Linked DNA regions of Mus musculus: region 1 is linked to region 2. The links are chromatin loops, found by intact Hi-C in ENCODE. Cell type or tissue: left cerebral cortex. All regions are shown on one strand. Links, peaks and the distances in the headings refer to the core of each region. The heading gives the core; the rest is flanking DNA.

Region 1 (15,377 bases), core at 4,188-12,187, 99 kb before region 2:
GTCTTGACCCAAGTCAAGCAAGATGTCACGTATTAATTTCTCAAGACTATTAATTGGATGAAAGGAGAACGGGAGGGGGAGATGACTGAGAGAAACAAACCCAGTAGCTTCACATCACACACATCAAACACACCTGCCTCAATGAAGTTAATCATAAAAGGGGCACAGCAAGCAACCCCTAAGCAGACAGGAGGGAATGCTGACCAGTTAGTGCATATGGCAGAGATGATTCCCCCAACTATCCTTTCGGGGTGAAAAGGCCTTTTGTATTTAAAGTTGTTATAGTTGGGAGGAAGCAATAGACAAACTGAAGTTCCCCCTTTGTCTAAGATGCTGATATAAAGAGTGGGAAGATGATATAAAGAGGGGGAAGATGAACCAGCTCCAACAGAGCCTGAAAAAGTAGAACCTTTAGCAAAAAAGGTACAGATGTCCTTCCTGTTCCATCTCCCTTGGATGTATTTAAATATTTCTCTCACTCTGTAGCCTTTAGTTTCTTCCTAAGCCCAAGAGTGTTCAGCAACTAACATAAAGAAACCCTGAATTTCCTTAATTTGGGTAATTAAAAGTCACTCGGGGAAGTGGTGTAGGTATTGGGAAAGCAACAGAAAAGTACAACTGCCAGCAATTCAGTAATGTCATGAAGTATTCAGACAAAAGAAGCAGCTAGAAGGAACCCTGTGATACACAGGATATAATGAACTTAATTATCAAAAGCATCATGAGACTCATTGCTGTCTCTGGAAGTAGGAATAAGTATATTGATCAATGTTGCTCCAGAGCAAGCTGAGGCAGTCATGCTTTCCTAAGCCTTCCGGTTGTCCTAGAAGACAAGGCTGTGCGTCCATCCCCTCCTTGGACCTAAGCTGAAAGTAAAAAGCCCTTCACCTTAACTGAAGACAGATGCTCCTGACAGTTGGAAGTGTTGGGGACAGATGGGTTTCATTTGATTGAGAAGATAATATCCTTTCTTATTTGAGTGCAGACTTCTTATGAAATTAACATTATGCACCAGCAAAACTGTCTTATCATTCACAAAAGTAGGTAGGAGGTTCTCCATATTCTTCTAGTGGGCATGAAGCCAAGCTTTCTCAGGGACAAGCATTCTGAGAGAAGGTCACAGAATCAGGCTCCAGATCCTGTGGACTACTGTGTATGATCCTATTATCTATGTTCACTGTGGATAAGCTATGAGAACTGGGCTCAGACCTAGCAAACAAAGACTCTAATGTAAGCATTTGGGGGCACAGGCTCTAAGCACCAACAATGTTCCTCTTCCCCTCCTACTTAAAGACCAAGTCCTATATTCTTCATTTTCATCCTCACTGGACTTGCTTGAAAAGCCTTCTGATTTCAACAGTTAATGATGTGGAATTTCAGGGTGGGGAGTGGAGATAAGTCCATCTTAACAAGGGGAGCAAATATAGGCTGCTGATCCTGTGTGGAAGTGAGGCATCTTGGATGTCTATTGCAGACAATGCATTTTAATTCTTGTCATGTGTCCTTATGTATAGAGCCAATAGCTCTGAGTGACAGGCCCGGCTACCTTGTGTACCTTGTGTGAGCATGCCCTAATAAAACCTCCCATACCCTCAACCAAAAAAAAAAAAAAAAAAAAAAAAAAGCCACATGTCTGTTTGCCTGCGGCTTATTATTAAGACACCTTCTCAGCTTAAACACTTAAAAGGGAACCAAATGAAATAGCAATTAAGACTGAATTACCCTGTCTATCTCTGAGATGAGCTGGTGGGGCCAACTAACCCTCCAGGTTTTGGGTGTTTTATTTTTTTCCCCCTTGAGTAGGCAAGTTTGCTGATAAAACCTAGCATAGCCTCTATATCTTGAGCTTGTTGCTATCACACACACACACACACACACACACACACACAGAGAGAGAGAGAGAGAGAGAGAGAGAGAGAGAGAGAGAGAGAGAGAGAGACCTTCAAGACACTAGATAACTCAGTGGATCAGCCTAAATTTTGGATGAAGTATAACTCTAAAACTGTTTGAAAGTTGAGAAACCTAGAAGAAATGGAAATAGGTGTGTGTGTGTGTGTGTGTGTGTGTGTCAGTGTGCGCTGTTGTTCCCTGTCCCTTTCCAGCACCCTCTTTGTAAATGTAATGCAAGTATTTGGGGGTCCTTTAGGGGTAATATAACTGCTTCCTGTTGTTGAATGGTCCACACTCCCACCTTCCAAAATAGAAATAAGGAGAGACAGGCAGACAGACAGACAGATACAGAGAGGGACACAGAGAGGAGAACAAATAAAAAAACCAAACAAACAAACAAACAAAAATCACACTGTTTAAAAGAAAAGGGAAAAGAAAAATAGTAAAGGGGGGAAAACAGGCTGGGTTGGGGAGTGAAAGACATTTACTTAAGTGTGCAATATCCTCACACATCTTTATTCTCATACATTTTTCCAGTTGTCCTACTTCTTTGTAACAGAAACTTAGGACTGTCCATCATGATTATCTATCTTAAAAACTGCTTAAAAAAATGTTAGCCACCACCTGGTGTTGCCTTTCAAGGACGAAGAACAGAAATTCAATGTAAATATGAGAAAAGGGGTATTGTTTTCACTTGGAAGAAGGCAGACATCCCAACTGGGCAAGACTGATTGCAATGCCTGTTGGAAAAAAAGATCAGCTTTCAACATCCAGGGAGTGGAACCAATAGGAACAAATGCCCAGTCATGTAAAAGAAAGGTTTAATTAATATATGTTTCTGTCTGTAAGCTGCATGTATTGGGGATAGATTTCTATCTTCGCAATAAAAATGTGTAAATGCTCTCTGCAGAGATGCGTCCTCACCTCAGTCGGTATAGAAAAGCATGATAAAGGTTGTGGAAAATGGATAAAAAATGTTGAAAGAACCCCCAGTTCCTTATTAGGCGAAGATACAATATTTATTCCTTGTCTCATGGGATAAATCTCTTCTGCCTATTGTCCTCCCCGTTCTCACTGCTGATGCTTAATTTTCAAAACTTCTATATTACCAAGGGACCTACGACATCAGCCAAAGAAATTCTCAGCAAGTACAAAATCTGTTCCAGGGAGCTGCTTTTGTGCAGAGGGAAAATTTTGTTCCTACAGGTTTTTTAAGTGGGTACGAGGCAAGGAGCTATCTGATCCGGGCAAAACCATTACAGTTTAGATCTCTATCTACGGAACATTTTTTTTCTTCCTTTAAAAAAAATTGGAAAATACAAGAAGTTTTGGATTTTTTTTTCCTGATTCTTTTTTTGGAGGGGGAAATTGCATCGTAAGCTTTTGGAGAAACCCATCATGTCAACTACCTTTCCCGGACTAGTCCACGATGCGGAGGTATTATTACTTTTTTGTGTGTGTGTGTGAGCGCGCGCGCGTGAGTGTGTGAGTGTGTGGCGGCGGCGGTGGTGGTGGCGGTGGTGGTGGCAGCTTCCCCTGCCTCTAATCTATATTGGACCGTTACGTTTAATTATAATCTGGCTTTCGGGAGAAGTTACGGAAGGGAACGGGAGAAAGTTCGTTATGACATCTGTCGCAGGGAGGGCAACTCTCCTCCAAGTTAAGCACCATTTGCAGTAATGAGGGAGAAGCATAATCCTAACAATAAGTGGGGACGAGGAGAAAGCTAGAGACACAGAAAGGATTCTCCGAAAAGCAAAGAAAGGGGACTGATGAGGGACAGTAGGTGGACGTGGGGGTTGGGGGGTGGGGGGGAAGAACGCAGCGCATCCCTTTCAGAAGGGGTTTATTCAAGAAATGGCACACAAGTGGCTATGGGGGCGAGCAAGTTGAACAATTTGCACGGACTGGGATTTTTAATGTACATGTATATATACCTTTATATTTGTGGACGGTGATCCTTTTATTTATTTATTTTTTTTTTAGCAGCTCAGGCTGAACACCTCCGCATGGCCAGGAGGCATTTCGGTGCTAGGGTCTGGCTGGAGTAGCGATGTGCATCCTAGCGTTTTCTGCATGTGGACTCTCTTGCTCCCCTAAGCCCCCAGTCACCTGCAAACCTGACTCCCAACGCCTAGCTCCAGGCACAAGTTGAGAATTGAAGGGTGTGAGTGTATTTGAGTGTGTGTGTGTGTCTGTCCGTCTGTCTGTCTGACTGTGTGTGCATGTGTAATGTCGCCCGCACCTATATAGGGTGGGGGATTCCCCCCACCCCACCCCGCTCTCTCCACTGTGAAGACGAGGCCGCCCACCCCCAGTTCAACTGTTAGCGAAGTCTGCTTGGTGAAGGCACTCACTGAGTCCGGCTGCTCTCCGGAAGCCCAGCGCGCTCTCTCCTCCTAGGGAGAGACAGGGAAAGCTCCCGACTCTGGGAGAGTGGCGCCTTGGTTGCAAAATGACAAACCTCAAGTTTTTCTGCTCTCCCCTTTCCCCCTCTTCCTTCCAGATACGTCACGACGGATCAAACAGCTACCGTTTGATGCAGCTTGGCTGTCTGGAGTCCGTAGCCAATTCCACGGTTGCCTATTCCTCCTCCTCTCCTTTAACTTACTCTACCACCGGCACCGAGTTTGCGTCCCCCTACTTCTCCACTAACCACCAGTACACCCCGCTCCACCACCAGTCCTTCCATTACGAGTTCCAGCACAGCCACCCGGCGGTCACTCCCGACGCCTACTCTCTGAACTCGCTCCACCACTCACAACAGTACTACCAGCAGATTCACCACGGGGAGCCCACCGACTTTATTAACCTGCACAATGCGCGGGCTCTCAAGTCCTCCTGCCTGGACGAGCAGAGGCGGGAGCTGGGTTGCCTCGATGCCTACCGCCGCCACGACCTGTCCCTCATGAGCCATGGCTCTCAGTATGGAATGCACCCAGATCAAAGACTCCTGCCAGGGCCCAGCCTGGGGCTGGCCGCCGCGGGAGCCGACGACTTGCAGGTAAATAAGCGTGCAGCGGGTTTGTCTGCGCCCTCCCCCTGCCCTCCCCCTCCCGCTCTCCGTTAATACTCTAGCTTTAAGTCTCTCTCTCTCTCTCTCTCTCTCTCTCTCTCTCTCTCTCTCTCTCTCACACACACACACACACACACACACACACACACACACACACACACACTCACTCACACTCGCACACGAATTAGAAAAAGTCATGAGATTACAGGAGGACTCTGCCCACTGGGTTCCTCTCATTGGATCAATAGCTGAGGTCCCTTTCTGGAGCCAGTCACCAGAAGTCTTTTGTGAATCTACGTTTCTGACACTGAGAGGATAGGTGTGTGAGATCAATGGAGCTGGCTTTGAATCTAGAGGTCTCAGAATAAGATTCCTAAAAGCTGAGGTCCACTCAATTGTATTTTCAGTTTCCATAATTTGCAGGGTCTCCAGCGTTGGCCTAGACAGAACCTTTAGGGGAGTCTCCTGATGAAAGTCTCTCTCCGGGAGGAGAGAGGTTGTTTGTTTTCAGGAAATTGTTGGAATCATAAGCTTGAACCAAAGTTTCACAAGCATATCAGATTGCTGTGCCAAGCAAGTAACCCCAAATGACAGCCTCAAAACAGCCCTAATAACATAATCTGCACAATGCACTTGCCAAGGTACGGCCGTGCTTCTCTGTGCCTGAGCATACAGGAGCCCGGCAGCACTCTTTATTCTTTCCCTTCGGGTCTTATGTAAGATGCAACTCATTGTACTGTCAAAAATGAGTAAACAAAGGAAGTAAGACAAAGAGAGAGAAAGCGGAAAGGAGGAAAGGAAAGACAGCAGGCTGAGAAGAAAGGAAGAAGAGGAAGGAGAGGGGGCAGAAACAAATTCAGACACCTTAGAGGCCACCACTTCATCAAATCTCCTACTTCACACCGCTTCCACATTCGGTGCCAACAACAGAGTTTTTAATTAAGTGGTTCCATTGTCTTAGACACATTTCAGATCAATAAGCCCTGAGATCTAGACTAAGAACCCAGAAGAGTCAAACTGGAACTTTCTTATAGTGGAAAGTACACCTCTGCCCGTGGCAAGTCCTTCCTTTTTCTGTCTGCACAAAATCTGCCACCTCCACTTTCTCCTGACGACTGGGAAGATATTCCAGGAGCACAACTTGGAGACAGAAGAGATCCCTTGTTGCGCACAGAATATCTTGCCCCCTCCTCTACCCCTGAGCAAGAGATTAATTTTAAATTAAAGTGGGAGCCCTTACACTTACAACAAAGAGCCAGAATTACAAGATTCATGCACAAGAAAAAATATTTTACTCCTAAAACGTTGACCTTATACACTTATATTCACAAAATAATTTTATACGCTTAGGACTTTTTTTTTTTAACATTTTCCACAGGATCCCCTTATGTCTCAGGAGGGGGAAAAATCTGCCATTCAATGCTTAGCTCCACTAAAACCTATTTACTCCTTTTAATAGCCACGTCTGTTGCTGATTTTTTTGTATCTGTACAAATTTTTTTTTTCTGTGCCAGGCACAAAGCTGGGTATTTTTCAAAAGAGAGGATTAGAACATTTGCAAGCACCAGACAAAGGCAGAATCCTGTGTAAAAGGACACCGTAGTTTATCCAATTTTCGACTTAGTGCCATTCAACTGGTCATTTATGCAATGTCATCTGACCAAACAACATGTTTTACTTATGAGGGGGGAAGGTTTGTTAAGTGATGAGACCAAGGTTTGTTTCTTCTAAGAAAATCAGCATCCTAACAGTGCGCCAGAGAGAGAGGGGAATTAGTCCGCTTCCTTGGAAAGCTCAGTTTTCTTTACCTTTTACACTTGAAATCTCTTTTACAAATCTTTATTTCAGCCCATCTCTTATATATTTATTATTTCTTTTATTTTTACTACTCTTTTCAGAGTAATATTACTCATACTGAGGAAAAAAATCACTTTAAAATACTAGCTGAAACAGTGTGGCATATGATGTCTGCACGTGTGGTCATAATGACTTCTGTAGGTGTATGTCAGTGCATGAATTATAATATGTATGAATACTAGGACAAGCTTATAAATCGATAAAGTTATTCTAGTCCTCTGGATGTACTTGGCAGAATGAGACAGAAAGAACCACCGCTATATTTAAAACAAGAAGCAAAGAGAGGAGGGAGTGTGTGGGGAAAACCTGTCTCTCCCCTTTCATTTCTTCCTTTTTAAAACATTCATCAGCATATGCCTCATTTCAAATGCAACAAATGTAAATATACTTTTCCCTGCACAGAATTTTAAGTGAAAGTCCAATGGTTTGGAGGGCGGTCTAAGTCTGCCTAACAGATGCAAACGGTCCTGTGGCTTCGGTTCCATCTTTGAGTCTCCTAAAAAGATTTGCTATGGCCAACAAAGGAAACTGTCACACCTTTTCCCATCACCGCTCTAATTTATGCTCAGGCTCCAAGTTTTTTTTTTTTCATATTGATTTGATAATCACTTTAAGGCAGAACATTTAAAATAAGAAAGAACTGGTGAGTAGGTTGAAAAGGGGGGTCTTACAGGCTTGCCTCAATATGGTGAAAATGGGGAGGTAAAAGGGAGCCAGGGCTGTAAAGGTTGTTTTGTAAAGTGGGTTTTTATTATGCACCGACTCTCTCCGCATTTACTTAACTCTTCACGGGCTGTTGGATAGGTTAACACCCTTCAAGGCCTCTTTCATGTCCAATACCTCGTTTGTTTGTAAAGGAAAATGAGCTTTTAACACATTTTGATTCTGATGGGGGGACGAGACAGACACAGGGAGAAAATTTTATTTTTCTTAATAAAAAATTAGTAAACCCTTCCCAGTTTTCCAGCTCAAATGATCACACAGAACCTTGGGAACCTAGGGATCGGTAGGGAGTGAACCTGAAGGTGTTTCCTCTACCAGGCCCATTTTGGATAGGATTATGTGATGCTCCTGCTTTGGGGGTAAATGGAATCCTTCTAAGATATTCTGATCCCTCCATGTGAAATTCTTCCTCTTAGCTTCCAATCCCAGACTTGACACTTAAGCTATAATTTTCTTCACCCAGGAAGTGGTAAATATGCGCCTGTGTATATGCACTCGCTGAGACTCAAAGTGCTTCTCATTCTCTTACTCCCAAATGAAAAGCTCTTAAGCTTTCTAAAGTGTAATATTGGGGAGGGATGTGAAATGCATACCTTAAGATGAATAGAACTTTTAGATTGTAGGGTTTGGGGATATATATACTAAAACTCTGTTTGCTGTTAAGCGTGCTCCAGCTCTATGGTGCTTTGAATGGTCTCCTGAGAAGGGGTCAGGGATAGGCTAGTCTAAAATGCTTCACCCACATGGTCATGCCTATGATATTTGAATGCTTCTCTTTCTTTCTTCTTTTCTAAAGGGTTCCGTGGAAGCCCAGTGTGGGATTGTTCTCAACGGCCAAGGGGGGGTGATCAGAAGAGGTGAGTAGGAATATCTTGGTCTCAAATATTAGTTTCTAGACTGTTTCTTTGTTTTGAAGATCTGGGGAGACTTGGAAGCATCAGATTCTTTGTCTGATTATTAAGAAAGGAATTATGTTAGTCAGTTATTCTAGGTCCATACAGGCGTATCTACATTAAAAAGCCTCCTTTCTTCCATTGACACTTAAGTGCTAGGTGAGCCCCACCTTTGCTGGGGACTCTCCAATACTCCTCAGAGCATGGGACAGCATCAAAGTTAGGGAGAAAATTACTGGGATTTAAAAAAAAAAAGTTTTCACACTTCTTTTCCTTCACCCATACCACATCCTGGAGCAGGATTTCTGGTTTCTTTTAGACCTAATGTGCCAGCCACAGCCTGAGTGTTTGGGGTGATGGTGTCAGCTATGGGCCTTAAGGGATTCTGTGAAAGGCTGTATCATTGACGCTTTCCAGGAGGCTAATGAGTCACCAATATTGTAACTGCCTTATTATTATTTTTGAAACGTCCAGAACATTTCTTTCTTCAAGGGAGGGTGGGAGGAGGAGGTAGTGTTAATGTTAAGTGTACTGGATAAAGCTTTCTTGTTCCCATCTGTTGAGGAAAACATCTGAATCCAGAGAGTTACCCATAGCATTGGAAAGGGGGGTGAGGGGAGAGAAGAGAGCTGTTGCATTCAGCTGAGGCACTGAAGGGAGCTGTATCTCAGATGTTCCATTTTGACAAAAGGTTTTGAACTATGACATTCACAGGGCCTCAAGGCAGTACAGATTTTTACTGGCTTTGCTGCTTAACTGTACCCAGAGCCTCTGAAGTTTATTTTTCTAGCATGCCCAGTAACCCGAGGAGCGCATGAGGCAAGAGGGACCAGCTGTTATCCCAACTTCATACGAATTAATAAGACAGCCTATTCACCAAAACTAATTCCTGCTTCAGGGCCACAGTTGTCTCTAGTAACCAAACTGCTAAACTTCTGATGGTACCAAATAGCTCCCTTAGACCATCTCCATTATTTCAAAGCTAGATGAATGATTTGCTTTTGGGGGTGGGGGGTTGAGAAATTCACTCTTTGAAAACAGTGGAATATTTTGTGTGAAAACACAGATTTCATGACCCAGGATCCACTATAAACATTAAGAGAGAAAAGAAAGGAAGTTTATCTGTTGGAACTTGGCTGCTCCAAAAGTGTGTGCCTGCACTGTATTTTGAGTTTAAAAGAATTACTCGAATCTGTTGTTTCACACTTTTGAGGCTTCAAAGCTAGTTTTTAGCATATAGATATCACTTCTTATAGATATTTAAAAGAGATACTATTAAGCTTTCCAGTCAGGCCTGAATTCAGCCATATTGAAATTATATAAAACAGAGACAAGTTTATAAATGTTAAATTTAACCACTAATAAGTTTTGGACAAATAAAGCATACACCGTGAAAAGGTGGGGGGGAGGGGGGCTCTCGGTAAGTCTTGCTGATTGGGGTTTGTTGGGAAGGAAAAACAGTAAAGGTGTGGCCAAGCGCTCAGGGCGCACAGGCACAGTGGTGCTGAAGGACAGCGCCACTAATTAGGGAGCGAAACCGGCTGCTAGCAGAGAGAGCTTTCCGGCGCACTTAGTATATTCTATTTCGTACTTGCTAAAATGCCTCTCTCAACGCTTGACTACCACATCCAAACGATTGTAGACAGCTAAAAGGATGAATTCCAGGTTGGACGCTGGAACTGTAGGTGCTCTGGAGTCAATAAAGTTTCCGGGGACGGCCTTTCATCTGGCCATCCAAAAGGAGCTAAGCTTCGAGGTGTCTAAAAGATGCAAGTGCGCTTTTCATAACGCATCAGAAGTACGGAAGTGGAGTTCCTCGGGTGATGTTTTCTTGTTCTTGTGCAATTCAGTACATATTTGTTTCACATTTAAAAATCCTTTTCTTAGCCTGGTATTTTAAACCAAGCGTTGATTGTTTAGGGGAAAAGTGCAATTCCCAAGGGAAAGGACCTGGAAATTTGGAGTTAAGCACCATCAAGATCTGTAGCCCCCCACCTCTGAGTAACTCAGATCCAAGCATCAGAGTACGTTTGTCCATTTTCGCATGTCTTACAGGAAGGATGGGAGCAATCTGGACTCTAGAGAGATAGGGGGCAGGGAGAGTGTTTCCTGACTCTGTAGCTATCAACGTGCACAATATCCAAATGGATAACAAGGACTTTTATATTATATCAGTGCTGCAAGTCCCCTCATGTCAAAAGACCCAGAAAACACCTTCTCTTTATTGGCATGGTTGCACACAGCGAACTCTTAAATCAATAACTCAGCTTCTCTCAGGTTCATCAGAAATAGAACATGTAAGTGTTAAGCTATTCCCTTCCCATCCCCTCCTATGGTGACAATACCCGTTCCTTTTCCAATCTACACGTTACAGGCCATCCTCTCTTAAAGTAGTCCTTTTGTTCCATCATTTTCTTTCTTTTATTAAGTTCTTGGATACGTCTATATTCCTGATGGTATCCAGCATTTACAATATTAGGAAAAACATATTTACTTCTCAAGACACTCCCTCTCAGGGTGTGACTTGAGTTAAGATACCACCTAGGTGTGCAACATGAGAGAGTGTAGAAAGAAGCTGGTCTGACTTGGAGATGGGTGGAGAGATGGGGAGTCATTGGTCCCTAAATTTGTAGTAAAAAATAAATGTTATTTCTCAGACTCACTTTGGTGTCAATTACATTTTTCCCCCTGTAAACGAAGGCTTGATAACCGAAAGATAATGTAGACAGACCAGGGAGGCAGCAGCGAGGTAATTACCACCTAGATAAAATATTTGCGGCCGCCTCAGAGGCCCGCTCCCCGCGCGCTCACTCCCGGTTAATGGTGTGCTCGATTTTGCCCGCAGCTCAGCCACTCAGACCATCAGAACCAATAATCTTTACTTTACCCTGCACTCGCGTATCGATAGCTTCTTTCGCCTCCGGCGTTGGCTTTGATATGTTAATATTTCTGAGTAACAAATTCTGCAGAGATCATATTAATGTTGTTCGTACAGAGTGGAGCTTTGCCTTCGTTGAATATTCAGACAGTGGGTTTCAAAAGGCATCTCTCGAAGAAACGGGGCTTCTATTTACAGGAGTCGCCTATGTTTTTAATCATTAAAAAAAGAAAGAAAAAAGAAAGAGAGAAAAAAGGAAAAAAGAAAGAAAGACCCACTTCTTTTTTTCCTGGTGACTCTTCTGAGGCGACCTGGGGGGCCCCTCCCGTTTGTCAGACACCCAAGCCCTTTTATTTCTCACAGAGTATTTAATAATAAAATAATGATGAGGACCTAGACGGTGACTAAGCTAATCATGAATGGGTTCATGGTGGAATCGCGATATGGGGTTCACTTGAATAAAGGGCTCTAGTCTTCACATACTTGAGGAAGGAAGATAAAAACACTCAGAATTCCTGTATGTGGGTGGAAAGTGACATTTTGGCCCTGATCTCTTTTGTGAAGTCGGGATGGCAAACTGGAAAAAAAAAAAAAAAAAAAAAAAAAAAAAGGTGTGTGTGGGGGGGGGTTGGAGGATGAAAAAAGTGTAGAAGGGGCAGCGCCCTTGTTTCACTTTGTGATCATCTCCTCTTGCAGCCCCAGGCTAATTTCCAAAGCTTAAATACCACTATAGCCTCTGGGCCACGCTGAGTGAGAACCCACTGGCCACTTGCAGTCACAAGCACTTTCCCAATTGCCCTTGGCTACACAAAATACAAACTACTTTGAATCAAAACATTGTAGGGGGGGGGAGGAATTAATATAATTTGAACTCTGCATGCTTTAAGGGAGCAGGAGTGTATCAGATCGCTGAGGTGAGTCACTAGCCAAGACTTAGGCATTTATACTGATGCAAACATTGTCCGATCTGATTTAATTCTTTTTACAAAATGCAGTCGCTCTTTCTACCAATAATGGATAGGACAGAACTGACACTTCCTGTATTTTTTTGTGGACCTCAAGGCAAGGCGACTGGCTTGCTCTTCCTCCTTCCTCGAAAGGACAAGCTCCTTGCTTTGGTTTTTTTAGTACTCTCCTGGGCCTTTGGTTGGACCTTGGGATCACTCCTTCTTGCAGCCATCGGAAGGAGCAAAATAGAAGGTATCTTACTCTCTCCTTCCCTTTGTCAACGTTCCATCAGTGAGTGGCTTCCTGAGTCTCTTGTAGTTATGCTGGCTCAAACTCATCCATCTCTTTGGTTCTTCCACCCTTTCGAATGAAAATAGAGCAGATGACACACTGGAGACTTTATGGGCCTCCTTAATTCTAAAATGCACATACATAAGACTTGAATTCAATCTCTTTTCTGTGACCTCCAAAAAAACACATGCTCCAAAGCATGGTTGGTTTGTTGGATAGTTATTTTTTTCTGAGAAAAGAAGGTGCTTTGCTACTTCCCCCTCCTCCTCTCCCTCCTTCTCCCCCCACCCCATTCTTTCCTGCTCAGGAAAATCACCAGGACCCAAAATGAATCCCTGAATCCCTAAAGACATACCAGGACACACAATGAGACAACAGCAATCTATCTGGTACCCAGTTCCCTTTCTTTTGTTTGCTGAATGTAGCTCTGGCCTTGAAAATAAACGACAGCTATTTGATGTACTAACACCTGTAAAAGCACAGTCTTCCTTCGGAACCACATATTATGCTGCTGGCACACCTCAAAGGCCTGCGTGATGGGAGCTAAGTCCCCACCTCTTTGCTGTTTGAATACAATTAATATCTGCTGCCATAGAGGGAGGGGCTTCACACAGGCAAGGGTAGAGACTTGGTAGAGGGAAAAAGTCTAGAGGGGGAAAACAGACCAAAAAGATCCTACTCCACCTATTAGACAAGAGTACCTCAAGGAAATGAAACCGAAAAACAAACAGGGACAGGAAACTCTTACTACCGCTTACACATTTTAATGTGTCAAGGAAAAATAAAAAGAGCGATCACTGGAGATGAAAAAGGGGAGGAAAAAAAATCCCTACCATTTGTATTTTTTTTTTCATTTGAATTGTAAACATCTGTTTGGCTGTAAGGCGAACGGAACATTTATTTCAGCTCCTAAAATTTAGTCTAATTATGTCAACACCAATGTTTGGCAGAATGGGGCGGTGCTGAGGTGCTACGACTTAGCTGCGCTCTGAGGCCTAGGGAGCTGAAGCAAGGTAGAAAGTATTGATCACACCTGCAGAGGCTCCAGGGAGCCTCTTGGCACAACTGGGTGTGTTCTTAGGGGTTGTTGTGACATGGAAAGTCCTTAGCGATAATCACTGTTTTTGTTTTTAGTTTTTGTTGTGGTTGTTTGTTTGTTTTTTGTGTGTTTTTGTTTGTTTGCTTGTTTGTTTGTTTTTGCTCTGCTCTACAAGTCTGGGGTGAGGATAGGTTTATAGCGCTTAGCTTTCCATTAGGTATATGGTACAAACTATGGGTAAATGAATATACAACTACACTGCACTGATCCTGTGATGTGGCAACTGTTCACCACAGAGTTGATGTTGGGTACCATTACTCAGGCTGCTGAGTATGCATCTGTCCACTTCCTGTGACACCTCATCAGCTAGAGAGGGAAGTAGAACAGGTGTGAACACCTTCCATTGTTGAAGAGATGAATTGAGGAAAAAAAGGGGTGTTCTTGCTAATACAGCAAGTTCCTTTTTATCACCAGTGGGTTTTTTTTCCCACCAACCTATGGTCTTAATACAGAAGGATAGATCCCCCAGACTCACCAGGAGAAATGAAACTCCAGCCTTCTTCAGGCTATAGATCATCCCTAGTATGAAGGACAGTTTAAACCTGTGTTCTTCTGTGCCAGGGGTGCTCATAGCTACAGGATTTGGCTAACTTCTTTCTGTTACTTAGACAGAACTGTGTTATTTATTTATTTATTTATTTATTTATTTATTTATTCATTCATTCATTCATTCATTCATTCATTCATTTAAAAGAAGGACCTAGACAAATATTCTGGAGATGATTCTTGACTGCCTATGTAGTTACTCACTAGAATCTACAGATCCCTAAGAAACAGTTCTCTCCAAACTTTCTAACACTGACCTCCTTAGAAATACTGCTTCTCTATGTATATTGCTTCTCTATCGGGAGGATGAGAACTCCTGAGAAGTTCTGTACGCCCTATCTGGCTCTGTCAACAAAGGCATTCCCAGGTGGATTGCTGAAGAGAAAATCAGTATTTCCCAATATCTATAAGAGCTGGGGGGGGGGGCATCAGAGGTACCAGGATGACCTTGAGGGGGAACACAGAATAACTACTGTTGATGGCTTGGTGCGATCCACTTCTGATTGTCCTCTGTTTTCTCATCAACACTGTTGGTCTCAGTTCCCTTGGCTAGGTTCTACCATGTCACTATTTCCCTTACAAATACAACACCCAGGTTACATGACTTTATTTTTTTTTTTGTCTGCCCTCCTGGAAAGTAACCCACTGGGAAGAAAGATATCAGGTTCCCCAAGTTGATGTAAACTCTACAAGTTGCCCAATCTTTAGCTAGAATAAGAGAGTTCCCCAAGGCTGCAACGATGCCACGTATCAAAGCAACAGAAATTCCCTTTAAAGATTCCGTGACATAAAAAATAAAAGAGTGTAGAGTTGATGGATAATCCTGAATACAAAATAAATCCTTGAGGCAATTTGTGTGTGCATAAAGTACATTCTTAATATGCAGCCCATGTAACTTACCTAGTACATACTATTTTAGCATAAACCAGAAGCCCAAGATGGATGGAGGAGCAAAAATACTCAGGGCCTGTAGAGTTCACAGATGGCTAGGTAGTTTACCCAGAGAATGTACTGGGAATGAATAGTTGTTCTCAACCAAGCCAAAGGGTGATAGATTCTCAATGCAGGCAAACTAGGTTTAATTCATCTTTCAAAATTTATAAAGATGTTTTTTCTCTCTAAACTGGGTTTCTAGCCAATGGATTACCAAGTATAAGAAACGTCTAAATTGTACTGTCCCACTCTTTCCTAGCCGGAGGGAAATGCTCAGACACTTAAGACTAATTCTTTAGGATT
Region 2 (15,377 bases), core at 2,409-10,408:
GTGTAAGAAATGTCTGTGTTCCTCTACAGTGAAACAACACCCAGAAGGATTATATCTTAGTTAAGGTTTCTTTTGCTCTGAAGACACACTGTGGACGTGCCAACTCTTACCAAAAACAAAACAAACAAACAAACAAAAAACCAATCCATCAGGACTGGGTTAGAGGTCCAGATATTTAGTCTGTTTTCAACGTGGTGTGAAACATAGCAGCATGAAGGCAGGCATGATACTGGAGAGGAGCACAGTTCTGCCTTCCAATCGGCAGGCAGCAGAAAGAGAGTTGGAAGGAGCTGGAGAGATGGCTCAATGGTTAACAGCACTGACTGCTCTTACAGAGGACCTGAGTTCAATTCCCAGCAAGTACATGATAGCTCACAGCCATCTGTAATGGTATCTGATGCCCTCTTCCGGTGTGTCTGAAGACATCAACAGTGTATTCACATATGTAAAATATCTAAACCTAAAGGAGAGAGTGTGGGTATGAACTATCAGATCAGGTTTAAGATTCTGGATCCTCAAAGCCCAAGCCAGTGACAAATTTCCCCTAAGAAGGTTGCATCCACTCTAAGAGGGCCTCCTAATGCTATTCCCTATAAGCCTATGGGAGTCATTTCCATTTAAACCACCACAGACTGCTTCTCTGTTAAGTGTGTCCTTACTGTAGTCACATAAAGATTATTGAAACTCTCAAAAGAAGTCCAATTCTACATGTGGTCACTGAATAAATCATTGAATACATCTTCTGTAAAAGATTCCTGGTTTCTCCCAGAGATCAAACAAATTTCCCACAAGAATGTCTGCATGTGAAAACCTTGAAGTCTAATCTGAAGTCCAAGCAAATAAATGTCTCCTTTGTTTTTATTTTTATAAGTTAAAAGGTCTCAGGGAAATTATATTAAGTATAAAAAATTAAGAATTATAGAAGAAAAAACAATCAGAAAATAACAGAACAACAGACCTGCTGGGTAGTTGCTGTAATATTGTCACTAATAAAAATCAGATAACATAAACATTATATAATAAAATGAATGTACTGAGTGTATATCATTCCTGAAGCAGATACACCTACAGATACAGTCATGAGTGAGTCCTACATGTGTGTCTCTCAATGGTATAAATTCATATGCAAAAGTACACTGAGCTTCCTAGGTCCCATTGTGACAAAGGACTGCAGCTGGGTGTTCAGTAGGCAAGCATCCTGCCCAGTACTTCCCCCTCTCTCACTGGCAGGCCATGCATGCCCTGCTTGCATCCTGTAAGGACTCAAAGCTTGTTATAACCAAGTATGCTTTTCTAGTATTTCAGATTTTTACACTATTTTTCTCACCGCTCTGTTGGTCTGTTGTTTTTCTTCTATTATTGTGACTAGTTTTTTCTTTTTCTTTTTTCTTCAGTCTCCCCGAGTTTCTCCAGATTTTTAAAGATGTATTTATTTTATTTACATGAATATTTAAAAATTTACATTAATTTTAACCATGAGTTTAATTTGCCTGGAAACATCTCTGTCTTGATGTTAGCCTTTGAGACTTTAAGTAAAAAGATGATTGTTTTGTCTGAAAATAATTTTAATATATTCATGCAGTCCACGTCACTGTATGTTGGCAATATAGCAGTAAGCAAGACCAGTACCAATATTTCCCATCTATCTTCCTGTTGCAAGATTAACAATTAGAAGCATTTAGAAGACAGTATTCACACCCCTAAGTGTATAGTTGTCCATTTTTTTGTCCCTTAGCCTGGTTTCTGTGTCTCTGTGTCGTTTGGAAGCATCATTTAGTAATAAGAGATGGCCAGATGGGATACAATCTCCCCAATTTATTTGTCAATTTCATTATGAACTTCATGTATGAATATATTTTACAAAGCTTCTACTATATTAGGCTTCCACACTCTCCCTCAAGTGGTCATTAATTTTAGCATACTTATCTCTCTTCATATTCTCTTCCTCATCCCACTTCTACCTTCCAAACCCCACTGAATCCTCTCATCATAGTCCCTCTCACACACACTACCCATAACTATTTCCCATAAGTAGGGAGGTCTAAGTGACTCCCCAATCCTGTATGCCTAACCTCTGTGGTTCTATGGGTTGGGTTATCATAGGCTCAACAGCTAATATTCTCATATAAGTGAATACAGACCCTATTTGTCTTTCTGAGTCTGGCTTACCTCATTGAGGATGATTTTTCTAGTTCCATCCATTTATTCACAAATTTCATGGTGTCGGTTTTAACAGTAGCATAATACTCAATTGTGTAAATGTACCAAATTTGCATTATCCATTCTTCTGTTGGGTGATACATAGGTTCTTTCCCCCAATTTCTGGCTATTATTATGAGTAGAGAATTAATGAACATGATTGATGATTTCCACCGTGGTAATAAAAGTTTATTCTCCCACCAGGAATGAATGAGTCTTCCTTTTACTCTGCCTCTTAGCCAACATAAGCTGCCACTTGTTTAACTGATCTTGGGGCTGGATCTTTTAAATTTCTCCTCCATGACAGGTTCTCAAAGAACTGAGATTTTACTACCAGGTGCCTAAGAAGAAACACATTTATAATTTTTATTGATAGCTATGTGAAACTTTCTTAAGTGTTGTTTATAGAACACCCATTAAAGTTTATTTTCTAAGGAAGAAGCTTGGAAACTACCGAGTAAATCCTCCTTTTACAGTCTCGAAAAACTTAAAAAAAAAAAATAGACTCCATACCCAGCAGTAGATGACCAAGACAAAATAAATTCAAAGATATTGCTAAAGTTGTTTCTTGTTTGTTTCATATTGCTTTGTTTGGGATTTTTTTTAACCCTTATGGTCTTTTACATCTCTCTCACAGTTGTGTTTTTATAGGTTTCGTTGGTGTCTCTTCATGTATTTGATTTTGTCTGCTTGCTTGTTTCTTTTTTATTCTAGTTTGTTTGTTTGCGTGTCTGTTTGTTTTCTAAACATAGAGAAAGAAGATGTGGAGTTGGAAGGGTGACAAGGTGGGACAAGGTGGGAAGAGAGCACAGATAAGATATATTGTATAAAACTATTTTCAATTACAAAATAAAAGTCCTAACATAAGAATCCTTCTCTATTTTTTACCAAAATTCACAAATGTGAATATTAGAAATGCTTCCCATATGACATTAATTTCTCTGAAATGTCTCTGGCACTTATGAGATACTTCAGCCTGTATGTGTTTATTCATGCTTTAAAGGTTATATTCTGCTCTATATCTCTCCCAGTCTCAATTTGCAAATGCTTTCCCCTTAATGTGTTGGTCTACTGGTTGCATTTTGAAACAAAATTATTTGGTGATCTTACCCTTCAAGACCTTTCCTTTTTAAAGCAATAGTATGGGAAATATCCATGACAGCAGAAGTGCCTGTCCCTCTATCAGTGATAGCAGGGGACCCCCACTCACATTCTACATGAAATGTCACTGGCACTGTGGACTACAGCTCAGTGCCTATTTGCACCACTTCTCCCAGCTTCCAATTTATAGTTAAGCTCCAGACCTCTAGCAGTAGATACTTGAAAATGATTCCATTGACTAGTTTGCCACCCGCACAGTTAACCAGAAAATTCTAAGCATTTCAAAGCATCTAAAGTGTTTAATAAAGTTACCATTGCTCCTCAAAGATCCAAGGAAAGTTAGCTACACTTATTTTTAAAGTTACAAATGATTTTTTAGCAAATATTTATTTAAAAATTTACAAATTTGCTAGTCCTGCTGGATCTCAGAAGGCCAAGGATTTCAACTTCTTGGCAAGAATAGACTATATATAACTAGAACATTTCTTTAAAAAAACTAATAAAGAAATTATTGATTAAGTATTATGGGTCAAGTAAGAAATACTTTCTTTACAATATTTGCCTCTGTCTGTATAACCATAAAATACCAATCTAGTGATAACTCCACCTGATTTTCATTTTATATTTTATTCTAGTGAGAAAGAGTCTCGTCTCATCGTATAACCCTGGTTGATCTCTTTTTGAACAAAATTAATATTTAGAAACAATCTCATACTAACACCTTCCTCCCATTTTGCTTCCTCAAACCCAAATTACAGAAAGCACATGTGATCTGCCTTCTGTGATATCAAAGCAATGTAGATCTGAGAAGCAAGGGCTTGGGTGAAATTTTCTCTCACTCAGAAGTAATTTTTCAAAACTGATTTTTAAAAATATTCACTAAAGACTGTCCAAAAGATATGATCATTAAAGATTTTATGATGAAATTATAGTAGAGCAGTAGAGTCATGCTCTCATAGTAACAAAAGGTGTCATCCTGTCTTATTTAAGGTTCCATGAGCAATAAACCTTGTGATGGGTAAATGGTCCATTGGGAATGGATAATGTCCACCATGCAAAGGTTTTCTCCTCCAGATAGAGTCTCTCTTTTTCCATCACCCTGAGAGAAAGAATCTTTCACTGTCACCCCAATTGTCCTTTAACTCACTATGTAGACCAGACTGGACTCAAATTTATAGTCTGCTGACTCTGTCTCCTGAATTCTGGAATTAAAGGTGTCTGCTACCACGCCTGGCTTTTCCTTCCTTCCTTCCTTCCTTCCTTCCTTCCTTCCTTCCTTCCTTCCTTCCTTCCTTCCTTCCTTTCTCCCTTCCTTTCTTCCTCTCTTTTTTCTTTCTTTTTCTTTCTTTCTTCCTTTTTTCTTTCATCTTTCTTTCTTTCTTTCTTTCTTTCTTTCTTTCTTTCTTTCTTTCTTTCTTTCTTTCTTTCTTTCTTCCTGTCTGTCTTCCTTGCTTGTCTGTCTGTCTTCTTTCTTTCTTTTTCCTCCCTTCCGTCTTTCTTTTTTTATTCTCTTCTTTCTCCTTTGTCTATTTGTAAATACAGGATAAAAATAATTCTGAAAAACATAAATAATTCAAAATTGTTCTCTTTCTGGCTTCCAAAGGAACTAAGCACCACCAGGCTGTGAGGAGTGTGTTAAGTACATGATGGAAAAACTAAAGTTAAAAATATTCATGTCCACTTCACTGAGCTGGCAGGAACAGTGCTTTCCTGAGACTCAGATAAGTATTTTGAGACGGTGACCAAAGTTTAAATGGTGTGCAAAGTTGTTTGCAGGTAATTTATTCATCAATAAGCATTAATTGAACTGCAACAATCCCCAAATTATAACTTAGTACATGGGACTTCACATTGTTAAATATGTTTCATTCTGGAATGAGAGATGTCAGGGATTGATTAATCTCAAGGACAATTATACAAGTTTTAAGGTGTTACATTTTCATCTTTTATTGTTGTTGTATTTAAAGAAGATAAAAAAGAGAAAGCCAAGGATAAGATAATGTAATGGGGGCATTAAAGGGTAGAGAGGATTTCCTACAAGAGAGCCAATGTGAGGAATGGTTGTAATGAAAGAGAGTAGGTAAGTTGGAATTAGATTGTTAGAAGGAAGAAAGGAGCAAGAGGACTAAACGTTGATGAGATTTAACAGACATTTTAAAAAGTCACAAACCTATTCCAAAACCTGCCACCAGAGGTCGCCATGCTAGGTGAGTTTGCTTTGAAGCCCCGATTCTTTGCGTTTATTGGACATTACCTTTATATGTGTCTGAAAAGGAGGTGGGGTTAATAACTCACCTCTTTGTAGTAATAAACTGCAGTAAGTATGCGTAACGGGAAACGTGTGGGTGTGCCGATCCAGACTATACCCCAGAGCGCTCTTACCCAAAGCGCATGTGCCCAGAAAAATAAAGATATAGATGAGAAAGCCGGTTTTACAGTTTCCCTTAGAAATTCAAAACCCTGTCTCACCTTCGCATCTGTGTTTATCTGAATTTGTAAGAGAATTTTTTAATAGATATGAATAGGAGATAATGTGAAATTAAATAGAATGTGAACAAGAGAAAGTTCTCCATTTAGGAATCTTTTCTTCAGGGGTTCCGTTAATTTGTACATTTTTGAAGTGCTAAAACTTTTTAGAGTATTTCTAAAGTTAATGGGTGTGGTAAGAGGTAGATGGTCAAAATACTCTTAGTCATAACATGGTTTTCAAGAACCAAGAGAGGGGAGGGATGCGTTTAAAAAAGAAAGAAAGAAAAGAAAGAAAAAGAAATTGAGCTGCTAGTTGTCGTTTGAATCTTCAAAATTCCTACAGAGGGCGGTGTTGCCTGTTCAATGAAGGAGGGAACGGTCCCTGGGAAAGATTTGTGGCGAAATAGCTGGGATTTTTCACAAAATGCCACATCGAAGAATTAACAAGGATTTCTATTATCAGTATGCATTTCTTCGGATAGTTACCCATGTATGTATGTATGTATGTTTGTATGTATGTATGTATGCACATATTTTAGGTTTGTTTTGTTTTAAATGAAGTCGGACTTATTTTTAATGTTTTGTAAAGTGCTTAGATAATTTTAACAAATACTAAGTACGTTTCTACATTATATATATATGTATATATAATATTAAGATTTTTAAAAACACAAGTGAAATTTTGAAATTCTACATAAATGAGGCTTCAAAACAGTCATGGTGGCACACTATATTACCTATTTAAATAGTTTTATGAGTAAAATTATATCATCAGTTTGATTCGGTTTTAGTAAATGTTAAAGTTTATCTCAGATTAACCAATGCTATGCTCCAACGTGATTTTAAAACATGAATACACGAACTTAGAGAATAATGAAAGCTTTTTCCAGATGCTGTTTGGTTTGGGTTAAGGTTATCTTTAGACAATTAAAACCTAGCAGTTAAAGATTTAAAAAAGAGGGATGTAAATTATCTTGTTAATAAGTTTGTGCCTGGGGAATTTTAATTTCCAAATCTATAACGTCTATCTTTCAAATTATCAAGTAGAGGATGACTTAGTGAAAGAGTGTGGAATCCACTTTAAGTCCTTCCACACAACGACATTAAGAGGAACGATTTCCTGTCTCCCAACCATCTCTGGTGGCGAAAGGGAGACATATCTGCTGACGCTGGAAGACTAGCCTTGTTCTGTGTAGTTTAAGAATATTTTCTTTTTAGTAGAGGGAAGAGGGGAAGGAAAGAAGAAGGAAGGGGGAAGGAAGGAAAGACTAGAAGGAGAAGATCTAAAGAGAAAGAAGGAAAGAAGGGAGGGAGGGAGGGAGAAGGGAAGGAGGGGTTAGAAGAAGGAGGAAAAGAAAAGGAAGAAAAGAAATCCAACAGGGAATAGAGAAAAAGATGTGTTTCTCAAGTTCTGCCTGAAGCACCCTGCATTTCCTTCATTTGACTTACAGTAAATTAATAATAATAACAGTAACAATAATAGATCTACAGGACTGTTCATTGCGAGGTAGGAGTCCTCAGCTTGGCTGTTAGGAACCGCTGTCTTCCTCCTAGTCTATCTGAAGCCTTCTCCTACTCACGGAGCCTCCGACCCTGCCGGAGCTCTAGAATGCACTGGAGTTTAAAGACAATCTCCCTTTACAGATTCACCCTCATCAGGTTTAATAACTTCCACCCCAAATTACCCCAACCCTCCTCATTCCCTCCTGTCATTTATTTTCTGCCCCAGGGGCCAAGATCTTCTTCAGTGCCTCCCTACTGACTCCAGGGAACCCTCCGAGAACCCAGAAAGGGTGGAAAGATGGGGAGGAGAGGGAGCTAGTGAATATAGAATTCCTCATGAAATTAAAAAAAAGAAAATCCTGTGCCTTACAGGGTGCCCACTTGAGGGTAGGTTAGTGGTTAAACTTTGTACTTGTTGTTATTTATGCTTTGAAAATATTTTTTAAAAAACTAAACTTCAAAAAGCACATATTCAAAAGAAAATCTACCCCAATGCAAAATGGCCAAACAATATTTGCTCTTGTACATCTTAAAACATTTCCCACTGTTTCCTTAAACAGTACAAAGCTTAAACCTTCTCAAAGATTTGGGTGTTCTTGTCTCAAGTCTATCAGATTAAAATCACAAATTACAGGCAATAAACCCAAATACAAAATGTTCTATACCCCTGTTAAAGGTCTCAAGATTAACATTGTGTGCTTTGTTGTTTCCAACATGTAAAGGAAGAGAAAAAACTTAATAAAATGGAGACTCCAGGCAAACAGAAAGACACCAAGGAACCACTAAAAATATAGAACAATCCCTAAAGCAACAAGCAATATAGATTGTAGGGTCCACAAGATATTCAAGTTTCCAAATGTGTTAGACACAATGAGCAAAATATCAGAAACCATTGTGGTAAATAGTGGTGTTATTCTTGTTCCACAATGATACTTTTATAAGGTTGCATCAATAGAGAAATATAACTCAAAGTCAAAAATCTAGTGGTGTTTTTTTAATGCTCCCCTAAATATACAAGAATAGGAAAACTGTCTTTAAAATCTCAGTAATGGTTCTCCTAAAAGAAAAAAAAAAAAAACTATGTAGAAAATTTGGGGACTGATGTGCGTGGTTTCTCATTGTCAATTATTAAAACACTTTAGTTAGTGGCTGCATTGATTCGCCATTTTCAAAACAGATTTTTAATGTATCTATTTATATTTCTCGTTTTGAACCACTATATTCCCTTTAAATGCACGGTTAGTCTGTGGATTCTGTGACCCAGAGGTGTTTATGTAACTAATGTGACTATCTGCGTGTAAATTCATGTTTATGATTTTTTATAATATATATGTGTGCATGTGCGTGTGTGTGTGTGTGCGCGCGCGCGCGCGCATGTGTGTGTGTGTGTGTGTGTGTGTGTGTGTGTGTGTGTGTATGCGTGCGCGTTGTATCTAAGTCCTGTGTGCAATAATGTTTTTCTGTCTGCTGAGGCTTACTTCTCCAGCCTATTGTTTGAGACAACAGATATAAGTTGCGATGGGAGAGGAGCGTCGGATTTGGTGTGTATCCCCCATTTCCAATTATAGATGGATCATTACAGACAGCGGAGTCCTGAGAAACCAGACATCTGCTCCTCACATGAATGCACTCACCTCCTAGAGACCAGGCTGCGATCATGCTCTGGAAACTCGTGGAGAATGTCAAGTACGAAGACATCTATGAGGTGAGCGGACACCCCAGATGCATTTTAGAGCTTTGGAGATAGAAAACTGGAGCTTCTTTGACACCCCAGCTGATATATTTTAAGCTATTTACTCGTAGATTTCTGATCGGGTTTCTGAGGTTTCTTTAAGTTTTCTAAGGCTGGCTCTGGGAGACTTTGCTCTCCAGAAAGGGAACTTTTAAGGTTGGAATGTGAGAAGTTTAATTTAGGAGCTATTTTCTTTTCCTTTTTGTTTTTCTTTCTCTCCGGCTCTCTCCTTCCCCTTGTAGACTCTGGTAGGTAACGTGGAGCCAGGAATTCAGGCAAACAGTGAGGGAAAAACAGTCTCTCCTCATTTTGAGTACGGGACAGAATCGGGTTTTTAAGCCTCACGCCGACTGGGACTTTAATTTTTGCTTTTTAAACTTTTAATATTTTTTTTTAAATCGGTAACCAACGTACGCAGGTAGAGGGTAGATATCTAGGGAGAGCGAGGGGAAAGGAGGGATGTATGAACAAATCCAGTACCGTATGGGAGAGAGCGCGGTTTGTTATTTTTGTTTTGTCGTATTTTGATTCTTTGCGGGTCAGTGGTTCCAAGCAGAGATGGCAGCCGCCAGCGTGTGGGCATTTTTAACGAAGCCTGCCCACACTTCGTGCTACCCGCTACCGGTCCCCAGGCAAGCGCATCCCTCCCGTGCTTTTCCCTCCGCCTTGTCGGACGCCACCGAGAGCTTCCGGAGTCCGCGTCGAGCGAGGCTGTCCGGCTGCCCTTCCAGCTGGCGGGCGAGGGGAAGCGGCCCGGCTGGGGACAGATGAGGGATCCCGCGCCACAACCCGGGAGCTGGGGAGCTGAGCTCAAGAGGAAAGGAAAGTAAGGCTCAAGGGGACGTCGAGAGAGGGAAGGCAGACTCCGAAGCTCCAAGATATCTGAGGATCGGGATTAAAAAAAAAAAAAAAAAAAAAAAGCGAAAGGGGTTTAGCGAAGAGGGAAGCAGAGGCGGGGGAAGAAAAGTTGGAAAGCTACCCGCAGCAGCACAGCAGCACGAGGCTGGGCCACCGGGCAGAGGTGGACAACCCAGACTCAGTAACCGGTTCTGAAAGAAATCTGAACCGTGAGCCTTGTAGGTGTTGGGACAGCACCGCGGTGTTAGCCTTGCTCAGCTAAGAAGAGTCCGGAGGCAGGCGCTAGCTCTGTCCCTACCGCTCTTAACTGGGTCCGGTGTGTGGCCGCGACTCCTCAGGTTTTCTGGGTAGAGCGGCTAGAGCCAGTGGCCAGGGTCCCCCAGATCTGCCATTCTTACGACCTCATTTAGAGGTAAATGAGAAAGTGAGAAAGGTAGAAGAAAAGGAAGTCAAGAAGAAAATGAGAGACAGGAAAGAGGAGGGAGAGAGAGAGAGAGAGAGAGAGAGAGAGAGAGAGAGAGAGAGAGAGAGAGAGAGAGAGTTCTTCTTTCTCGGGTGACCTCAGGTTTCGCCTTCCTCTTTGTGGTAGTGTACTGAGGAACCGCGCCTCCCCGCCTGGTGGGATTCAGCGTCCTTTTATTCCTAACAGGCGGGATTATGTTCAACTCCAGGGCGTTGAACTATCCTAAAGAGAACGTCGCCCATAGTAAACATAGCACTGGCGGAGCTAGAGCCGCGGTGGAAATAGCTCTGGGTATATACATAGAGGAATTATCCTAATCAGTGTGGTGCTAGTTCTTTGGTTATGAATAACATAAAGGGCTAAGTGGAAAATGAGGGAGGGCTAGGCGGGGAAGGGAGTGGAGAAGAGTAAAAGTGGGAAGGGAGAAGAGAAATGGGGAGGGAGAGGAAAAAAGGAAAGGGGGAGAGGGAAAAAATAGGAGGGAAGGTGAGAGAAGGGCCGGAAGGGGGGTAGGAGAAAGAGGAGAGGAGAGTAGGCTTGGGGTGGGGGGTGGAGAGGAGAGAGAGTGACTTGCTCCTGGCTGCCCAAATTTTCATCTGGAAAGCCCCGCGAACCGGCACCCAACGTGGTAGAAGGAGCCTATTTCAGTCTGGACTACGGTTGAAGTTTAACAGAAATGGCAGTCAGGCCAGTTGGACGGGTTCCTGATACATCCCAAAAGATTTTTCTGTTGCCCCTGGCTTTGCCTGGAAAGGATACGTTTAGTGTGCTTGAAGACCAATCACATAGATTTTTAAATCTGGGTTTTAAAATTTTCAGTCTGTAAGCACTAAAGAGAAAAAGGCTGCATTGTGTTCCAAAAGTCCCCATCTCTCCTACGTTCTTCGAAAACAAAAACAAACAAACAAAAAAACTAAAACAAAACAAAAAAACAAAAACAAAAAACCCCACAACTTGGTCTTCTACATTCAGAAAAAGTAGGGGTAGACCGCAGTAAACACACGTAAACAAACAGGCCCACCCATTTTACTCTCCCCCCCCCCTCCGCCCCACCAGATAATCAGGCAGTGCCTTTCTAGTTTGCTTTTTAAATCTACACACCAAGCACCCAAGACTACCACCTCCTCCCCGTTGGGAAAGTTTTCCTCTCTATCCAAGAACACCTACATTCTCTGGGAGACCCCAGCACACCGCCGAATCCAAAGAGCAGAGACTGCCTTACAAGAGCCAGAGAGAGTGTCCCCGCTCAGTTAATTGAAGTTCTGCCTCTTTCCTGCACAACTTTCCCCCAAGTCTGCCTCTGCCAGCCCCCTTGTGTGATTACATCTAGTAATTCTCCACTGAATGAACGTCATTTACAATAGTGGAGGAGCTCTGAGCTCGCTGCTGCTTCACGCTCCATTTGTCCTCCATTCTCCCTTTAAAGTACTCGTGTAATATTAATAGTCATGAATATCAATTATTATGAGGCGGTGTAGGCAAGCGGAGGGAGGAAGGGGCGCCTGAGCAGTCTGAGCCCAGCTTCGGGTGGAAGAGGACTGTTTCTGGAGCCCCAAAGAACCCTGCAGAAGAAAAGAGGCCAAAAAGACAGTAAGAGACGGATGAGCAGGTCTGCCTGTCTGTGACAGGCACCTCCAATCTTCTTGGAGGGGGGGATTTTTTTTTTTTTTTTTTTGATGGCTTGTCCTGGAAACATCTCAAGCCTAGCTCCTGTGTCCAGCTTGCTTCTCTGCTGGACTCCTTGATTATTTTTTTTTAATTCATTGTTATTTTGAGCAGTAACCAGGCTTTTTTTTCCAGATGTTAGTCCACACCTATTCATCCATGGTGAGTTCGGATTCCCGTTGTACCAGCAGTGCATGCCTTCTCCTCTCACCGTCTCTGTCCCTGCATCTCTCTCTCTCTCTCTCTCTCTCTCTCTCTCTCTCTCTCTCTCTCTCTCTCTCTGTGTGTGTGTGTGTGTGTGTGTGTGTGTGTGTGTGTGTGTGTGTGTATGTGTCCCTCCATTTCCCTGTCTTCCTTTGAGTGCCTTTGGCTTGGTAATTTAGCACCATAATTGGTAGAGGCCGCAGCTGCTTCTCTCTGCTTTGTGTGTTCCCTGTCTGAGCTCCTGGAGTAAGCTGGGAGGGCGTGAGGCTGAACCGGGAAAACTTTTTTTGTCACTGAAGTTTGGAAATGTAGATGGCTGTTTCTACAGAAAGAACCAGGGGGACTTTACTGTGTGCCATTTTCATGGAGAATTGGGGGAGAGAGGGTCCTGCTCTTCCCCACTTCTCTCACTTGGCTTAGACCAGAGAGGGCTGAAAGTATGGTGTGGGAGTTATTTCTTCCTCCCACAACTTCTGCTCCTTATTTTAACACCCCGAGTAGAATAGCATGAGAGATGGAAAGCAAGCTTAAAAATAACTCCTGCAAACCACAACTCAATTTAACGTGGGCTTAGGGTGTGATTTCAGAGGAGATCTGTTTCAATCAAACACCAAGTTATTTAATTCCTCTTGGGGAGGGAGGGTAGCTGGAAGCTCATATCATGCAGATTCCTCCCCGCTCTGGGAATCTCCTGCTTGTGTGAGCCCCGGGGCGAGCCAGCTACCTGCCAGGGATGGCAGAAGTTAGTTTTTCAACCAGTCCAGCATCACAGCTATTAGCGAGTTTCATCTGGTGTGATTTGGATCTCCAAAATAAGTAGGGGCAAGAAACACTTAGAAAAGCAAACACCACCCTTAAGTCCTCCATTTTTAAAAATCAAGGCTTTAAGTTATCTCTGTCCACAAACACTTTCTTCTCTTTTCCCTTTTGCCTGCTTTGCACTATCAAAAGATGCCTCTAGGCTGGGTAGTGGGTGAGCTTCCTATTTCTGTTATTGTTAAGTCTCCTGAAGCTTCCCGGTGTGGAGCTATTGACATTTTACCATGTGGCCCTGAGTCAGCTTGGGGTCTAACTAAGATGTAGCTTCTTGCTGCTTCCCTTATCCTAGAAAAGTTGTACAGAAACCCAACTTCTCTCCTCTCTCCTCTTTTCTCCTCTTTCCTCCTCTTTCCTCCTCTTTCCTCCTCTTTCCTCCTCTTTTCTCCTCTTTTCTCCTCTTTCCTCCTCTTTCCTCCTCTTTCCTCCTCTTTCCTCCTCTTTCCTCCTCTTCTCTTCTCTTCTCTTCTCTTCTCTTCTCTTCTCTTCTCTTCTCTTCTCTTCTCTTCTCTTCTCTTCTCTCTCTCTCTTCTCTCTCTCTCTCTCTCTCTCTCTCTCTCTCTCTCTCTCTCTCCCTCTCTCTCTCCCTCCTCCGTACTCTCCTCCTCCCTTCCCTTCTTTCTCCCTTCTCCCCCTTCTCTTCTCCTTCGCTCCTCTCTCGCCTCCCAGGACCGGCACGATGGCGTCCCAAGCCATAGCTCGAGACTCTCTCAACTGGGCTCTGTGTCCCAAGGACCCTACTCAAGCGCCCCGCCGCTGTCCCACACGCCATCATCGGACTTCCAGCCACCCTACTTTCCGCCCCCCTACCAGCCGCTACCCTACCACCAGAGTCAAGACCCGTACTCCCACGTCAACGATCCCTACTCCCTGAACCCTCTGCATCAGCCCCAGCAGCACCCGTGGGGGCAACGGCAACGCCAAGAAGTGGGCTCAGAAGCCGGCTCTCTCCTGCCCCAGCCCCGGGCAGCCTTGCCCCAGCTCTCCGGCCTTGATCCCCGAAGGGACTACCACTCTGTCCGCCGGCCGGACGTGCTGCTGCATTCCGCACATCACGGCCTGGACGCCGGCATGGGCGACAGCCTCTCGTTGCACGGCCTTGGGCATCCCGGCATGGAAGACGTGCAGGTAATTCCAAACAAACAAAAATAAACATAACCGATAATAAAAGAAGAATGCTGGGGGCGCGGGAAGGAAAGGAGGAGGGGCGGCCTGGTCTTCTCTGGTTGGGGGGGGGGGGGAGTTGTCATCTTTAGAACCGGACCAACCGGACAGGACAAAAGTGTGTGTTTGAGTGTGTGGCTACAAGGTGGTGGCGGTTTCTAGAGATCCGTGTGTGAATGACAGGAAATTAATTCTTGAAGGAGGAAATATGTTCGTGATAGTTTACAGTCATTGCCATCAAAGGCTAATGTTTTCATCTTGACTCAACTACTGGACTTGTGCATTCTCGGTTGCTTTTTGTGGAGAAGTTGGCACCAGGAGTAACCCAGAGTGAGCCTGCCCCGCTGGCTTGGTGGGCAAAGTGCTGGCTATCTGCAGAACAGAGTTCTAAGCAAGAAGACACAAGGGTCACCGAAGGCTCCAGGTGTTTTCTCTGGTGTAGAAGGCAAGGAATAAAACTGCACTCTGCAAAACAGTGTGCTTATGGTCCCTTTGCTCTGAATTTCCTAAAGCTACAGAGCCCCTTTCCCAAGCAGAATTCTAGGGCCATCATCTGACCATGGGGATCTTTGCTCAGGGGACCGACACAGAAAGCTGACATTGGATTCTGGAGTCTATGAGGACGATAGCATTTTGGAAATTTCGTCTCTTTGAGGGCCAATTAATTGATTATAAAGCAATGTTCCCCATCTTCCCCCTCATCCCCCTCCTCTGACAGTTGTCGCCCCTCCCTGAGGTTACAATGCCTCCTCAAGAGGCATCATGGGTTTATTTTTTAAAACAAAAGGTTCAAAACACCATCTCTACCCACCCAGTGTCTCATCTGCAACCTACACAACAGGAGGCTCTCTTGGATGAGGATAGTTGGTTAAATTAAACAAAGAAACATCAAAGAAACGATTCCTAAATACTGTCAGGGTGATTCTGAACAGTTCCGCTTCACCTACCCTCCCAAATTTAACCGAGTCTCCAGAAAAGATAAATATTGTTATAAAGCATTTAATTGACACTTGGATCTCATTGCCATAGTTGAGTTTGTTATGCATCATTGTAGACTTACTTCTGGAGCAAAGGAAAATGAAATGGAAAAGAGAAGGTAGCCAAGCCCTTAAAGAAGTGTGTGTGTGTGCGTGTGTGTGTGTGTGTGTGTGTGTGTGTGTGTATGTGTGTGTGTGTGTGTGTGTGTGTGTGTATTTTCAAGAA

What was found. Peaks named below come from ENCODE experiments on the same cell type or tissue, not always from the same donor. Only the 100,000 strongest peaks of a DNase experiment are listed, where the experiment ranks them.
Region 1: it touches region 2 in a loop (4-fold over the local background); 6 of 42 quality-filtered maps call a loop at or near these places.

What each region holds. Positions count from the first base shown.
Region 1 is chr1:19,099,968-19,115,344 of GRCm38, forward strand. It overlaps Tfap2d (transcription factor AP-2, delta), which reads left to right and starts at 3,055. Exons shown (of 8, transcript NM_153154.3): 1 at 3,055-3,327; 2 at 4,397-4,894; 3 at 8,283-8,343. The coding sequence starts at 3,289. Gm15825 (predicted gene 15825) reads right to left here and starts at 4,873. Exons shown (of 4, transcript NR_151619.1): 1 at 4,703-4,873. In left cerebral cortex, for the core only: no CTCF peak of the experiment used is centred there; DNase peaks (open chromatin) are centred at 7,329 and 10,145.
Region 2 is chr1:19,200,272-19,215,648 of GRCm38, forward strand. It overlaps Tfap2b (transcription factor AP-2 beta), which reads left to right and starts at 8,643. Exons shown (of 7, transcript NM_009334.3): 1 at 8,643-8,977; 2 at 13,680-14,138. The coding sequence starts at 8,897. In left cerebral cortex, for the core only: CTCF peaks have their summits at 5,486 (motif pointing right) and 6,102 (motif pointing right); DNase peaks (open chromatin) are centred at 5,543, 6,126 and 9,029; H3K4me3 peaks cover 979 bases.